4 separate regions of the Homo sapiens genome follow, and regions 1, 2 and 4 are each linked to region 3. The links are chromatin contacts, found by Hi-C or POLR2A ChIA-PET in ENCODE. All regions are on one chromosome and are shown on one strand. The core of a region is the stretch at or near the end of the contact, and the rest is flanking DNA. Distances in the headings are between cores, read along the strand shown.

What was found. A loop is a pair of places that touch in the nucleus more often than their neighbours do. ChIA-PET counts read pairs that join two places held with the same protein, here RNA polymerase II (POLR2A). Pooled maps may share reads with other maps.
Region 1: a pooled map shows a loop between it and region 3 (4-fold over the local background). The contact joins the promoter of HCRT here to the promoter of BECN1 in region 3. A Hi-C loop is called at or near these places in 4 of 50 pooled maps.
Region 2: a loop to region 3 is called in a pooled map, with 7 times the contacts of the local background. The contact joins the promoter of LINC00910 here to the promoter of BECN1 in region 3. A Hi-C loop is called at or near these places in 2 of 168 maps with a recorded cell type or tissue (CD4-positive, alpha-beta T cell and gastrocnemius medialis) and 5 of 50 pooled maps. POLR2A ChIA-PET finds 5 or more read pairs at or near these places in 3 of 52 experiments (B cell, CD4-positive, alpha-beta T cell and T-cell).
Region 4: a loop to region 3 is called in a pooled map, with 11 times the contacts of the local background. The contact joins the promoter of RAB5C here to the promoter of BECN1 in region 3. A Hi-C loop is called at or near these places in 7 of 50 pooled maps.

What each region holds. Positions count from the first base shown.
Region 1 is chr17:42,184,027-42,187,320 of GRCh38, reverse strand. It overlaps HCRT (hypocretin neuropeptide precursor), which reads left to right and starts at 1,869. Exons shown (of 2, transcript NM_001524.1): 1 at 1,869-1,976; 2 at 2,793-3,261. The coding sequence starts at 1,956. The coding sequence ends at 3,167. RefSeq lists an enhancer at 2,293-3,094 and a silencer at 2,946-3,165.
Region 2 is chr17:43,387,174-43,390,447 of GRCh38, reverse strand. It overlaps LINC00910 (long intergenic non-protein coding RNA 910), which reads left to right and starts at 1,550. Exons shown (of 6, transcript NR_027412.1): 1 at 1,550-2,159. It also overlaps the pseudogene RNU2-4P. RefSeq lists enhancers at 670-1,423, 1,741-1,970, 1,424-2,177, 2,468-2,983, 2,984-3,274 and a silencer at 1,533-1,827.
Region 3 is chr17:42,822,812-42,825,794 of GRCh38, reverse strand. BECN1 (beclin 1) reads left to right here and starts at 1,513. Exons shown (of 12, transcript NM_001313998.2): 1 at 1,513-1,640; 2 at 1,916-2,047. The coding sequence starts at 1,918. It overlaps MIR6781 (microRNA 6781), which reads left to right and starts at 1,852; the gene lies at 1,852-1,915. RefSeq lists enhancers at 584-1,150, 1,155-1,284, 1,151-1,719, 1,720-2,286.
Region 4 is chr17:42,153,326-42,156,397 of GRCh38, reverse strand. It overlaps RAB5C (RAB5C, member RAS oncogene family), which reads left to right and starts at 1,409. Exons shown (of 6, transcript NM_004583.4): 1 at 1,409-1,505. RAB5C-AS1 (RAB5C antisense RNA 1) reads right to left here and starts at 1,998. Exons shown (of 3, transcript NR_187282.1): 1 at 1,689-1,998; 2 at 1,290-1,399; 3 at 1-630. RefSeq lists enhancers at 1,141-1,250, 1,133-1,427, 1,337-1,957.

The sequences.
Region 1 (3,294 bases), core at 620-3,119, 640 kb after region 3:
CCTGGGAGTCCCAGTCTCTACAAACAAATTTAAATATTAGCCAGGGATTGTGGCATGCATCTGTGTGGTCCCAGCTACTTGGGTGGCTGAGGTGAGAGCATTGCTTGAGCCGTGGCATTTGATGCTGCAGTGAGCTATGATTGTCCCACTGCACTCCAGCCTGGGTGACAGAGTGAAACCTTCTCAAGAAAGAAAATAAAGAGGGCTGGGCGTGGTAGCTCACGCCTGTAATCCCAGCACTTTGGGAGGCCGAGGCGGGCAGATCACGAGGTCAGGAGATCGAGAACATCCTGGCTAACACAGTGAAACCCCGTCTCTACTAAAAATACAAAAAATTAGCTGGGCGTGGTGGCGGGCACCTGTAGTCCCAGCTGCCAGGAGGCTGAGGCAGGAGAATGGCGTGAACCCGGGAGGCGGAGCTTGCAGTGAGCCGAGATCGCGCCACTGCACTCCAGCCTGGGCGACAGAGTGAGACTGTCTCAAAAAAAAAAAAAAAAAAGAAAGAAAAGAAAAAGAAAAGAAAATGAAGAAAGAGAGAAGGCCAGGCATGGTGGCTCATGCCTGTAATCCCAGCACTTTGGGTGGCTGAGGCAGGCGGATCACCTGAGGTCAGGAGTTCCAGACCAGCCTGACCAACATGGAGAAACCCTGTCTCTACTAAAAATACAAAATTAGCCAGGCATGGTGGCGCATGCCTGTAATCCCAGCTACTCAGAAGGCAGAGGCAGGAGAATTGCTTGAACCCTGGAGGTGGAGGTTGCAGTGAGCTGAGATTGCGCCATTGCACTCCAGCCTGGGCAACAAGAGTGAAACTCCGTCTCAAAAAAAAAAAAAAGAAGAAGAAGAAGAAAGAAAGAAAGAGGGAGAGAGTGAGAGAGAGAAAGAAAGAAAGAAATGCAGGAAGGAAGGAAGAAGGAAAGAAGGAAGGAAGAAAAAAAAAGCGGGGGGGCCTGGTGCAGTGGCCCACGCCTGTAATCCCAACACTTTTGGAGACTGAGGTGGGTGGATCACTTGAGGTCAGGAGTTTGAGACCACCCTGGCTAACATGGTGAAACCCTGTCTCTATTAAAAATACAAAAATTAGCTGGTTGTGGTGGCGTGTGCCTGTAATTCTATTCAGGAGCTATTCAGGAGGTTGAGGCAGGAGAATCGCTTGAACCCAAGGCGGAGGTTGCAGTGAGCCAAGATGACCATACCACTGCACTCCAGCCTGAGCAACAAGACCAAAATTTAGTCACACACACACACACAGAAAAGAAAGAAAGAGAAATTGGGCTTGGTTTTGGCTTCTTACCTCCCACTGTCTAGGCTGAGTTTTCAAGGTTTTCCATCTCAGAGGCTAGTGGAAAGGGCAGAAGGGAGAAAAAAAGCTAGGGGGAGGGGGCAGCTAAGGAGCCTTTCCATGAAGGAAGAAGGTCCTGGAGCCTGACAGTCCCCAGGAGCAGCGACAAGAAGCAGGGGAGGGAGAGGACTGCTGCTGGCTGCTCCACCCCCCACACACATAATGTGGGGTCTCGCGTCTGCCTCTCTCCCGCCCCTAATTAGCAGCTGCCTCCCTCCATATTGTCCCAGGCCAGCGCCTCTTTTGTGCTCCCAGATTCCTGGGTGCAAGGTGGCCTCATTAGTGCCCGGAGACCGCCCCATCTCCAGGGAGCAGATAGACAGACAAGGGGGTGATCAGGGGCACAGTGATCCAACCCTGGCCTCTGAACGCCGCAGCGGCCATTCCTTGGGCCCAGCCTGGAGACGGCCCCCCTGCAGCAGGCTAATCTTAGACTTGCCTTTGTCTGGCCTGGGTGTGGACGCAAGTGCCTGTCAATTCCCCGCCACCTCAGAGCACTATAAACCCCAGACCCCTGGGAGTGGGTCACAATTGACAGCCTCAAGGTTCCTGGCTTTTTGAACCACCACAGACATCTCCTTTCCCGGCTACCCCACCCTGAGCGCCAGACACCATGAACCTTCCTTCCACAAAGGTAAAGATCCAGGGATGGAGGGGTGACTCACCATCCCAGAGAAGCAAAAAGAGTGCTTGCTCAGAGGGCTGGAAGAAAGGCCAAAGGTGTCTCCACTCTTGGTCTTTTCCTGGGTGTGCTCTGAGGCAGGAGCACCTGCCTTGGCTCACATTGGGTTGGGTGCTGTTTTGCTAAGAGCCTGTGTTTGCTGAGCTCTATGTGTCAGGTGCTCCGTTTGCACCTGTCATCTCTTGTCATCCTCCCAACAGCCTTGCAGAGTAGAAATTATTTCTAGTATACCCAGTTTACAGGTAAGGGAGCTGTGCCCTCTGAAAGGGCAGGAAACTGGTTCAAAGCAACGGAGTTCAGTCACTCCTGCAAGGGGGCAGGCAGATGAGAGAGCATTCTGGAGTCTTGCTAGTTCCTGATTTCCATGTGTTTCCCTGCTGTGGAGAGGAAGTTGGGGGGACTCAGTAGGGCCCGGGTTTTTCCCAAGTTTACAACTTCTGCTGCAGACAGACACTCCTGTTTTCAGGTGGAGTGGCAAGTGCCCTAGTGGTGGCACAGTGGCCTAAGTCTCCAGAGAAAAGGGGGATTCACTCTGCCCAGGGGGTCTCAAAAGGCTTCCTGGGGGAGATGCTCTGCTGGGTCTTGAAGGAGGAGCAGGGAAAGTAGGCCGATACCAGCAAGGGCGCAAAGCAAGGAGAACTAAGTGACAGCCAGAAAGGAGTGCAGGCTTGGAGGGGGCGCGGAGCCAGAGGGGCAGGTCCTGGGCGTGGGAGCTGGTGGCGGGCGCCGTGGGAAGACCCCCCCAGCGCCCTGTCTCCGTCTCCCTAGGTCTCCTGGGCCGCCGTGACGCTACTGCTGCTGCTGCTGCTGCTGCCGCCCGCGCTGTTGTCGTCCGGGGCGGCTGCACAGCCCCTGCCCGACTGCTGTCGTCAAAAGACTTGCTCTTGCCGCCTCTACGAGCTGCTGCACGGCGCGGGCAATCACGCGGCCGGCATCCTCACGCTGGGCAAGCGGAGGTCCGGGCCCCCGGGCCTCCAGGGTCGGCTGCAGCGCCTCCTGCAGGCCAGCGGCAACCACGCCGCGGGCATCCTGACCATGGGCCGCCGCGCAGGCGCAGAGCCAGCGCCGCGCCCCTGCCTCGGGCGCCGCTGTTCCGCCCCGGCCGCCGCCTCCGTCGCGCCCGGAGGACAGTCCGGGATCTGAGTCGTTCTTCGGGCCCTGTCCTGGCCCAGGCCTCTGCCCTCTGCCCACCCAGCGTCAGCCCCCAGAAAAAAGGCAATAAAGACGAGTCTCCATTCGTGTGACTGGTCTCTGTTCCTGTGCGGTCGCG
Region 2 (3,274 bases), core at 301-2,800, 560 kb before region 3:
ACAACAGAGGGAAACCTTGTCTCAAAATATAGATAGATATGGCCAGGCGCGGTGGATCATGCCTGTAATCCCAGCACTTTGGGAGGCCGAGGCACGCGGATCACGAGGTTAGGAGATGGAGACCATCCTGGCTAACACGGTGAAACCCCGTCTCTACTAAAAATACAAAAAATCAGTCCGGTGTGGTGGCACGCACCTGTAGTCCCAGCTACTTGGGAGGCTGACGCAGGAGAGTCGCTTAAACACGGGAGGCGGAGGTTGCAGTGAGCTGAGATAGCGCCACTGCACTCCAGCCCGGGCGACAGTGCGAGACTCCGTCTCAGAAAAAAGAACAGATAGATAGATAGATAGATAGATAGATAGACAGACAGACAGACAGGCCAGGCGCAGTGGCTCACGCCTATAATCTCAGCACTTTGGGAGGCCGAGGTGGGTGGCTGCCATATTGCACTTCACAGGGTAATAGAATGGAGATGACAATGACTCGGTGGAGACTGGGGTAAAGTGAAATGAGGGAAACACTTGCTGAGAGGTTAAAAAAAAAAATAAGGGGGCACCAAAAGACTCAGCAATCCAGATAAATGGCTTGATTATCTTATAATCGAGATAAGATATATTGCATTGAACTATTATTTATTTTGATTACTGAAGGGTTCTGGAGGATCACCCCCTGAAATTCGAACCTAGAGGAATGACCTCACCCTAATCCTGGCCGTGGCTAATAATAACGCCCATCTCTTAGGGCTGTCGAGTGAACTAAAAGAGATAATGCACGTAGAGCCCTCGGACCCGAGGCTGGCATTGGGAAAGGCACAGTTTATATTTTTTGACCTGGTTGTTCACCAGGCAATCCCTGCCATCCGGCTTTCCATCCTGCAGGGGGAGCATGACTGACTGAGTGTCACTATCGGATCTATGATACCTTCTTGCTTTTCTGAAATCAAATAAAAGAGCCATAAACTCTCATCTCAACTGTTGTGTTAGGAAGGAGGACGGGAATGGTAAATGCTGACGCTACAGGCGGCAGTCTGTGCCTCAGAGAGAAAATTTATCCCAACCTTGCTGGGGGCCTTGACGCCCATCTTCCTCCAGAGCACCCCGACAGTCACCCCGCCCTCTGGTGTCCTCCCACCCCGAGCCCGATCTTCCCCCTTCACGCCTGCCCCGGGCCAATAGCCTCCTAACTGCGTCCTCTCTGATTGCGTGTGTCGTGCTCATTACGCCCTATCCGTCGTTTCTTCGCTCCACAAACGTTTACTGAGCGCCTTCAACTTGCCAGGCACTAATTAGACTAGCGCAGAGAAACGGGGATAAGTACTGATGAGGGTCCCAGCCCTCAGCGATCGGATTTCAGAGGGGGAGATAAAGGACTGCCCAGAAGGGTGGTGAGTGGAGTAGTTGATATAAACAACGAGGTGCGATGAAATACACAGGAGGGCTGCTAATCACATATGGGGTGGGTGCCGAGGGCCCTTAATTAAGGGAGGCTTCCTGGACGGGTGACACCCAAGCGGAGTCCTGACGACCCGCGTCAGAAGTAGTCAGGCGAGGAGGAGGGTAAAGGAATCCACGTCCCAAGCAGAGAAGCAGCTTTCCCTACACAGCACAGGACACGGTCCGCGCACAGAAGCCGCAGGAGACGCAGGCACAGGGGCTGGGGAGAATCCTTGCTGGGCCCTCGCCGTCCATGCGCCGCCTCCCTCTGCCCGGTGTCTGGTGTCAGCCTCCTGCCTGGCAGAGGAACTCCAGCCCCTGCTCCCCGAAGCTCCTCCAGGCCTTCTGCTTCCCTGACTCGGAATGGGCCCGCTGTCCAGTGGGTACAAGGCTGGTCTCCCCGCCCACTGGTGACGACGTAAAGATCCAGCTCAGCCTGGTTTCCCCTGGTGATGATATCTTGCGACTCGTCTTTCTCCAGGAAAACAGGGACCGCTCTCCGCCTACAGGTCTCTTCCACAGACCTATCTTGTTTTCACCCCCTGTCTCTTTTGGTTCAGTCTTTTCGCTCATACAAACAAGGAAGTCGCCCCTAGCCCAGCCGCGGCTCCTTAGCTGGAGGCGGGCCCGGGGGTGGAGTCAACCGCGGTGGCCACGCCTCCTGGGAAAGGGCAGGGCATGCAAATTCGAAATGAAAGCCCGGAAACCCCGGAACTAGAACTGGTGTAAGATTTCTCTTGGTTTTTGTGTTGTTGTTGTTGTTTTGTTGTTGTTTTGAGACAGAGTCTCGCTCTGTCGCCCAAGCTGGAGTGCAGTGGCGCGATCTCGGTTCACTGCAACCTCCGCCTCCCGGGTTCAAGTGATTCTACTGCCCAGCCTCCCTAGTAGCTGGGATTACAGGCGCGCGACACCACGCCTGACTAATTTTTGTTTTTTTGTTTTTGTTTTTTTTTTAGATGGAGTCTCACTCTGTCGCCCAGGCTGGAGTGTAGTAGCGCAATCTTGGCTCACTGCAACCTCGGACTCCCAGGTTCAAGAGATTCTCCTGCATCAGCCTCCCAAGTAGCTGGGACTACAGGCACGTGCCACCACGCCCGGCTAATTTTTGTATTTTTAATAGAGACGGGGTTTCTCCGTGTTATCCAGAATGGTCTCGATCTCCTGACCTCGTGATCCACCTGCCTCGGCCTCCTAAAGTGCTGGGATTACAGGCGTGAGTCACCGCGCCCGGCACGCCCGGCTAATTTTTTTGTATTTTTAGTAGAGATGGGGTTTCACCGTGTTCCCCAGGCTGGTCTCGAGCTCCTGAGTCGAGACGGGATTTCTCCGTGTTTGCCAGAATGGTCTTGATCTCCTGACCTTGTGATCCACCCGCCTCGGCCTCCCAAAGTGTTAGGATTACTGGCGTGAGCCACTGCGCCCGGCAGATTTTTCTTTTAAAACGTGGAGAATAAGAAATCAGCCCGAGTGTGTAATGGCGTCAATATTGGTGTGGACAAGACAAAGTGAATGAGGCAAGGAGCGAGGCTGGGGCTCTCACCGCGTCTTGAATGTAGATGAGAGTGGGACGGTGATGGCAGGGAGGAAGGCGACGACATCTCTTCTCGTCCTTTTGGCTAAGATCAAGTGTAGTATCTGTTCTTATCAGTTTAATATCTGATACGTCCTCTATCAGAGAACAATTATATTAGATAGATTTTTGGAGCAGGGAGATGAAATAGGAGCTTGCTCTGTCCACTCCACGCGTCGACCTGGTATTGCAGTACCTCCAGGAATGGGGCTCCCTCTCCTGGGATACAACCTGTTTGCAAGGTTAGAAAGAAAAGACTGCGCCGGGTAG
Region 3 (2,983 bases), core at 264-2,763:
CAGTGAGCCATGTTTGTTTGTTCCGCTTCACTCCAGCCTGGGTAACAGAGTAAGACACTGTCTCAAAATAAAAATAAAATAGACAATACTACATACAATTTTGGGTTAAGCAGTGGTTTCTTTTACACCAAAAGCATAAACATTGGACTTTATTGAAATGAAAAACTTTTGGCCAGGCACATTGGCTCACACCTGTAATCTCAGCACTTTGGGAGGCCACAGTGGGGGATTGCAAGGGGAGATGGGAAATGTTCTAAAACTGGATTATGGTGATAGTTGGGCAACTGTGTAAATTTACTAAAAATTATTGAACTGTACATTTAAAAAGTGTGAGTCTTATGGTATGTAAATTATACCCCATAAAGTTGTTTTTAAAAATGAAGTAAGTCCCTCTGCTCAAGACCCAGTCATCTCATCTCATTCAAAGTGAAAGCCAGAGCTTTACAATCCCTATAAGAGCCTAGGTGGTAGCTCAACACTCTTACCTCCCTCACCCCATTTTCTGTATCTCTTTTCGTTGCCCATCTTCTAGCCACACCAGCCTCTGCTAATCCCCAAACAGGTACCCTCTGTGCTCTTGCTGTTCCCTTGGCCTAGAATGCTCTTCCTTAAGATGCAGGTAAGAATTCCTTCCTCACCTTCTTCAAGCTTTTATTTGAATATCACTTTCTTTTTTTGTTGGTTTTGTGTGTGTGTGTGGGGGGGGGGGGTTTGAGATGGAGTTTCCTTCTGTCGCCCAGGCTGGAGTGCAGTGGCATGATCTCGACTCACTGCAACCTCCGCCTCCGGGGGTCAAGCGATTTTCCTACCCCAGCCTCCTGAGTAGCTGGGATTACAGGCGCACGCCACCATGCCCAGCTAATTGTATTTTTTAGTAGAGACGGGATTTAACCATTTTGGCCAGGCTGGTCTCGAACTCCTGACCTTGTGATCCGCCCGCCTCGGCCTCCCAAAGTGCTGGAATTACAAGCGTGAGCCACCATGCCCGGCCTTTTGTTGTTGCTGTTGTTGTTCTGAGATGGAGCCTTGCCCTGTCGCCCAGGCTGGAGTGCAGTGGCCCGATCTCGGCTCACTGCAACCTCCACCTCCCAGGTTCAAGCGATTCTCCTGCCTCAGCCTCCCGAGTAGCTGGGATTAAGCTGGGATTATAGGCGTGCCCCACCACGCCCGGCTAGTTTTTGTATTTTTAGTAGAGACGGGGTTTCACTGTGTTGGCCAGGCTGGTCTCGAACTCCTGACCTCACGTGATCCGCCCTCCTCGGCCTCCCCAAGTGCTGAGATTACAGGCGTGAGCCACCGCGCCCGCCGCCCCCTGAATTTAGAGAATAGCGGAGCCTCCCCATTCTCTGCGGCCTTGGCTCCTACACTTCCCGTGGTAACCTTGTTCATCCGCTGAAGCCCGCTGCTTTTCCCAGCCCGGCCTCTGGGGGCCGCTGCCGGGCCTGTGAGCCTGTGGACCAGGAGCTCCTGCTGCCGTCGTAGCGTCACGTCCGGTCTCGGGCGGAAGTTTTCCGGCGGCTACCGGGAAGTCGCTGAAGACAGAGCGATGGTAGTTCTGGAGGCCTCGCTCCGGGGCCGACCCGAGGCCACAGTGCCTCCGCGGTAGACCGGACTTGGGTGACGGGCTCCGGGCTCCCGAGGTGAAGAGCATCGGGGGCTGAGGTGGGACCTTAGAAGGGAGTCTGGGAACCCTCACGGCTCTTATTGGAGTCCCTTCCCTGACCCTGGGCTCTAAACTGCCTTTGCTCAGGCTGTCCCGGAAGCAGGTCCTCCCCGTATCATACCATTCCTAGAGGGAACGGCGCAGGTTGGGACTTCCCTCCCTTTACCATCGTCACCAAGGCATGTGGTAACCCCGGGCCGGAGGTCAAGGGCGTCGCTTCTCCCTAATGTTGCCTCTTTTCCACGGCCTCAGGGATGGAAGGGTCTAAGACGTCCAACAACAGCACCATGCAGGTGAGCTTCGTGTGCCAGCGCTGCAGCCAGCCCCTGAAACTGGACACGAGTTTCAAGATCCTGGACCGTGTCACCATCCAGGAACTCACAGGTCAGCGAGACCCTTGGAAAGAGGGTGGTCAAGAATGTGGAAGGTGGGCAGCTTTGGTGATATAATTCTTATGGTGGCTGTGTAGTCTGCCACAAACTCATCGTGTGAACCTAGGAAAGTCACTTCATCTGGCTCCCTGTTTTCTCCTTGGAAACATAAAGCATTCTGACATTGTGGACTTCTGAGAGCTTTCCGACCGGGCGCGGTGGCTCACGCCTGTAATCCCAGCATTTTGGGAGACCGAGGCGGGCAGATCACCTGAGGTCAGGAGTTCGAGACCAGCCTGGCCAACATGGCGAAACCCCTCTCTACTAAAAATACAAAAATTAGCCGGGCGTGATGGCACGTGCCTGTAGTCCCAGCTACTCGGGAGGTTGAGGCAGGAGAATCGCTTGAACCGGTGAGGTGGAGTTTGCAGTGAGCTGAGATCGCACCACTGCACTCCAGCCTGGGCAACAGAGCGAGGCTCCGTCTCAAAAAAAGAGAGCTTTCAGTAGCAAAAGAAAGATCCTTATTTTCTGCTCCTGCTGTTTCAGAGAAAAGGAATATGTATATATAATAATAAATGGTATTTTTTGAGGACTTACTATATAGTAATACCAAGTGCATTACACGTATTACTTCATTTAGTCCCTGTAACAACCCGTACGGGGTATACCGTCATTACATCATTTTTCAGATGAAGAACCGAGGCACAGAGAGGTTAAGTGACTTACCTAAGGTCCAACAGCTGGTAAATGGAGTAGAGTCTTAAAGTCTGAAGAATTTGCTGGATGTGATGGCTCACGCCTGTAATCTCAGTGCTTTGGGAGGCTGAGGTGGGAGGATCGCTTGAGCCCAGGAGTTCAAGACCAACCTGAGCAACCTAGCAGAGATCTTGTCTCTAAAAAAAAAAAAAAATTGCTGGGTGTGGTGGGTGGTGGAGGCTGAGGCAGG
Region 4 (3,072 bases), core at 160-2,659, 670 kb after region 3:
TTCTCATGAACACTGGCGCGGAAGTGGGGATTGTGTGTTATGGGTGTAAGAAAGAGAGACGCCCTGATGACCAGATGGAACTAGATGTGGGCACAGTTTTGTGGCAGGTTGTCCAAGACAGGTAAATTCTCCAGCTGAGGCTCCAGGATATGCCTGGTGTTGGCGTTATAGGCACAATGGCCACAGCTGTCTCCGGTGAGCTTTGATTCCACACAGGTTTTCAGTAGTGTCCCTTGAGGATGAGATGCAAAAGAAGAGGAGGTACTGGTTTGTGTTGAGAGGTAAGGGTGGGAGGAATCAGGAGCGGGCCCAGTCCATATTGAGAGGAGCAGAAAAAACAAATATTCCTGATCCATAGAGGGGGAGAGTGCAGAGTGGGGGTGGTTCTAGTCTTTATTTACGGATGGAGAGGGCCGAGGCAGAGGTTGTCCAGCTCTGTATTCCGCGTCAGAGAGAAGAGCTGACCCTGGCTAGGAGCAGGGGAAGGCAGAGGCAGAGATGGTCTTTGTGCCGGCCCCCGCACACACCAAGTAGGAGGTGGTGGCAGAAGCTCTCCCTTTGATCTCACCCAGCATCCTGCAGAGAACTCTTCCTGCAGCGCTTTCCTCACCTTCCCAATCACAGACGCCCCTGGCAATCGGGCGGACAGTGCAGACAAGGGCTTCTCCAGATCAGCGAGTTCACAGGACTGAGGCCTCGCGTGCATATTCATTCGCACCACGTTTTTTCTTTCCCAATTCTGCACACACAATCCTCTGCCTTCTTCCAACGCTCCACCACCCGCCTTCCCTCGGGGCGTCCGGAACCGGCGGTGACGCGGATGGCAGGGTTAGCCTTAAAAAGTTCCCGGCCGTAGGCTGGGCGCGGTGGCTCAGGCCTGTAATCTCAGCACTTTGAGAGGCCGAAGAGGGCGGATCACCTGAGGTCAGGAGTTCGAGACCAGCCTGGCCAACATGGCGAAACCCCCGTCTCTACTAAAAAATACAAAAATTAGTCGGGCGTGGTGGTGCGTGCCTATAATCCAGCTCCTCGGGAGGCTGAGGCAGGAGAATCGCTTGAACCCGGGAGGCAGAGGTTGCAGTGAGATCGCACCACTGCACTCCAGCCTGGGCGACAGAGTAAGACTCCGTCTCAAAAAAAAAAAAAAAGTTCCGGCCGGGCTCCGCCTCGCAGTCAGCCGGCTCCACCCTAAGCCCAAGTCCCAGGCAGCCACTGACTCCTCCCAGCGCTGCGAACTACAAGTCCCGCGATCCCTCGCGCGCTCCCTACCGCCACTCCCGCGTTCCTACCGGCGCCGCTGGGTAGGTCGGCCAAGAGTGCCTCCCATTGGTCTCCGCACTGTCAATCACCTGGGAGTATTGAGGGGCGGGGCGGAGGTGGAGATCCGGATCCGGAGCGGCTGAAAGGCGGAAGTGGAGGCCGGAGCCTGGGACACCGCCGGCGGGGAGAGAAGCGGATCCCGTCCGAGCCCCGGCCCCAAGTAACGCCGCCGCCCCGGAGCCGCCGTGAGTATGCTTGTCCCAGGACCTGGTGTCTCGCCTGCGTTGAAGCATCTCCAGGGCAGCCCTTCCTCCCGCCCAGCCCCAGTTTAGGGGGATACTGACCCCTCCCCCGACCCGTAGCCCCCTCTTGAGGGGCTCCCCAGGCGTCGGGCCATAGGAGGTGGGGAGCTTCTTTCCTTAGCTTACCTGCCTTTGGTGAGCCTTAAGGAAACCGCTATGACTGTCCTCTGGCCTGTCCATTCTAGTTGTGGGAGAGAGGTACCCTAAGTTCCGCTCCCCCTGCTTCCAGAATCGGAGGATCTTTGCTAGGTGTGAAGGAACCTGTCCCTCTTCTCTTTTAGAAGTGACAGGGAGTGCTGTCTGTCGCCGTTTTCCTTCCTCCTGTCCCACAAAACCAGTTGTCCCCTCTAGCCCTAGAGGAATATCTCGATTTCCTTTGGGGGAGGGGGGTCGTCTGGGTGAGACCGTTCCACACGCACAGAAGTGTGTGTGCGCTCCCGCAACTCCTTACTTCCTCTCTTTCCTCAAGCCAGAGAACCAACCAGGACCTCAGCTGAGTTTAAAGTCACTTACTAGAAATGAGCTGTTTTCCTGTTTTGCCCCTTCTGTCTCCCAGCCCTGTCCTCTAGTTATGTTGTTCTTTGAGTGTCTCTCTCTTTCTGCCTCTGAAGAATTTAGCTGAGGTTTGCTCAATCCTAGCTACAGATCACAGATCAGGGTGGATGTGCCCATTCATTATCTTCTTTCCCCTCCCCCCTTGCTCCAGGCTCAGCTCTGTCCTCCCAGAGCACGTGAGTGGTTTCCCAGCCGCCTCAAAGGGACTGCTTTTCTTGGGACTGCTGTCCGTGTGTCTATAGGGAGGAGAATAAGACCCAAAATGAGGAGTCTGGAATTGAAGGGCCATCTCTTTCCCACTCCCAAACACACACACATACACCTCCCTGAGCAACAGGTCCACACCACGCCAGGGTCTGTCTGCAATCCCTTCAGGGCTTGGACTTATTACTGAGGACTAAGTCAAGATCACAATGGCAGTTCTGGATTTTTAATTGTAGCCTGAGGAATTCCGATACATGCCAGAAAGTGCAGGTTCCCTCAACCATATTGACTGATCCTTGTCTGTTGCTTGGGGCTTAGGTGTGTGAAATAGCTGCTGTCTCAGACCAAGCTTTGTTATGTGGCCAAAGTACAGGCCGGAGACTGTACCTTAACGAGGAGTAGCCTGGCTCTGAGGCCATGACTGACCCTTGCTATCTACAGTGGAGGAAGGGACGGAAAGCCGTGCAGTTTGTGGGAACTTCTGTAGCTCTTCAGTGTTCTGGGCTACCTTTACCACCCTCGCTTGCCACTTAAAAGTGCTGTGTTTTTTGGCCTTGAGGTGTGTTTGAGGGCTTCTGGACAGTGGCTAGTATCTGATTCCTACAGTCTTTTGAGTAGAGCTAGGATGTACTTTCTTCACTTTTTTGTTTGTTTGTTTTTGAGATGGAGTCTTGCTCTGTCGCCCAGGCTGGAGTGCAGTGGCGTGATCTTGGCTCACTGCAACCTCTGCCTCCTGGGTTCAAGCAGTTCT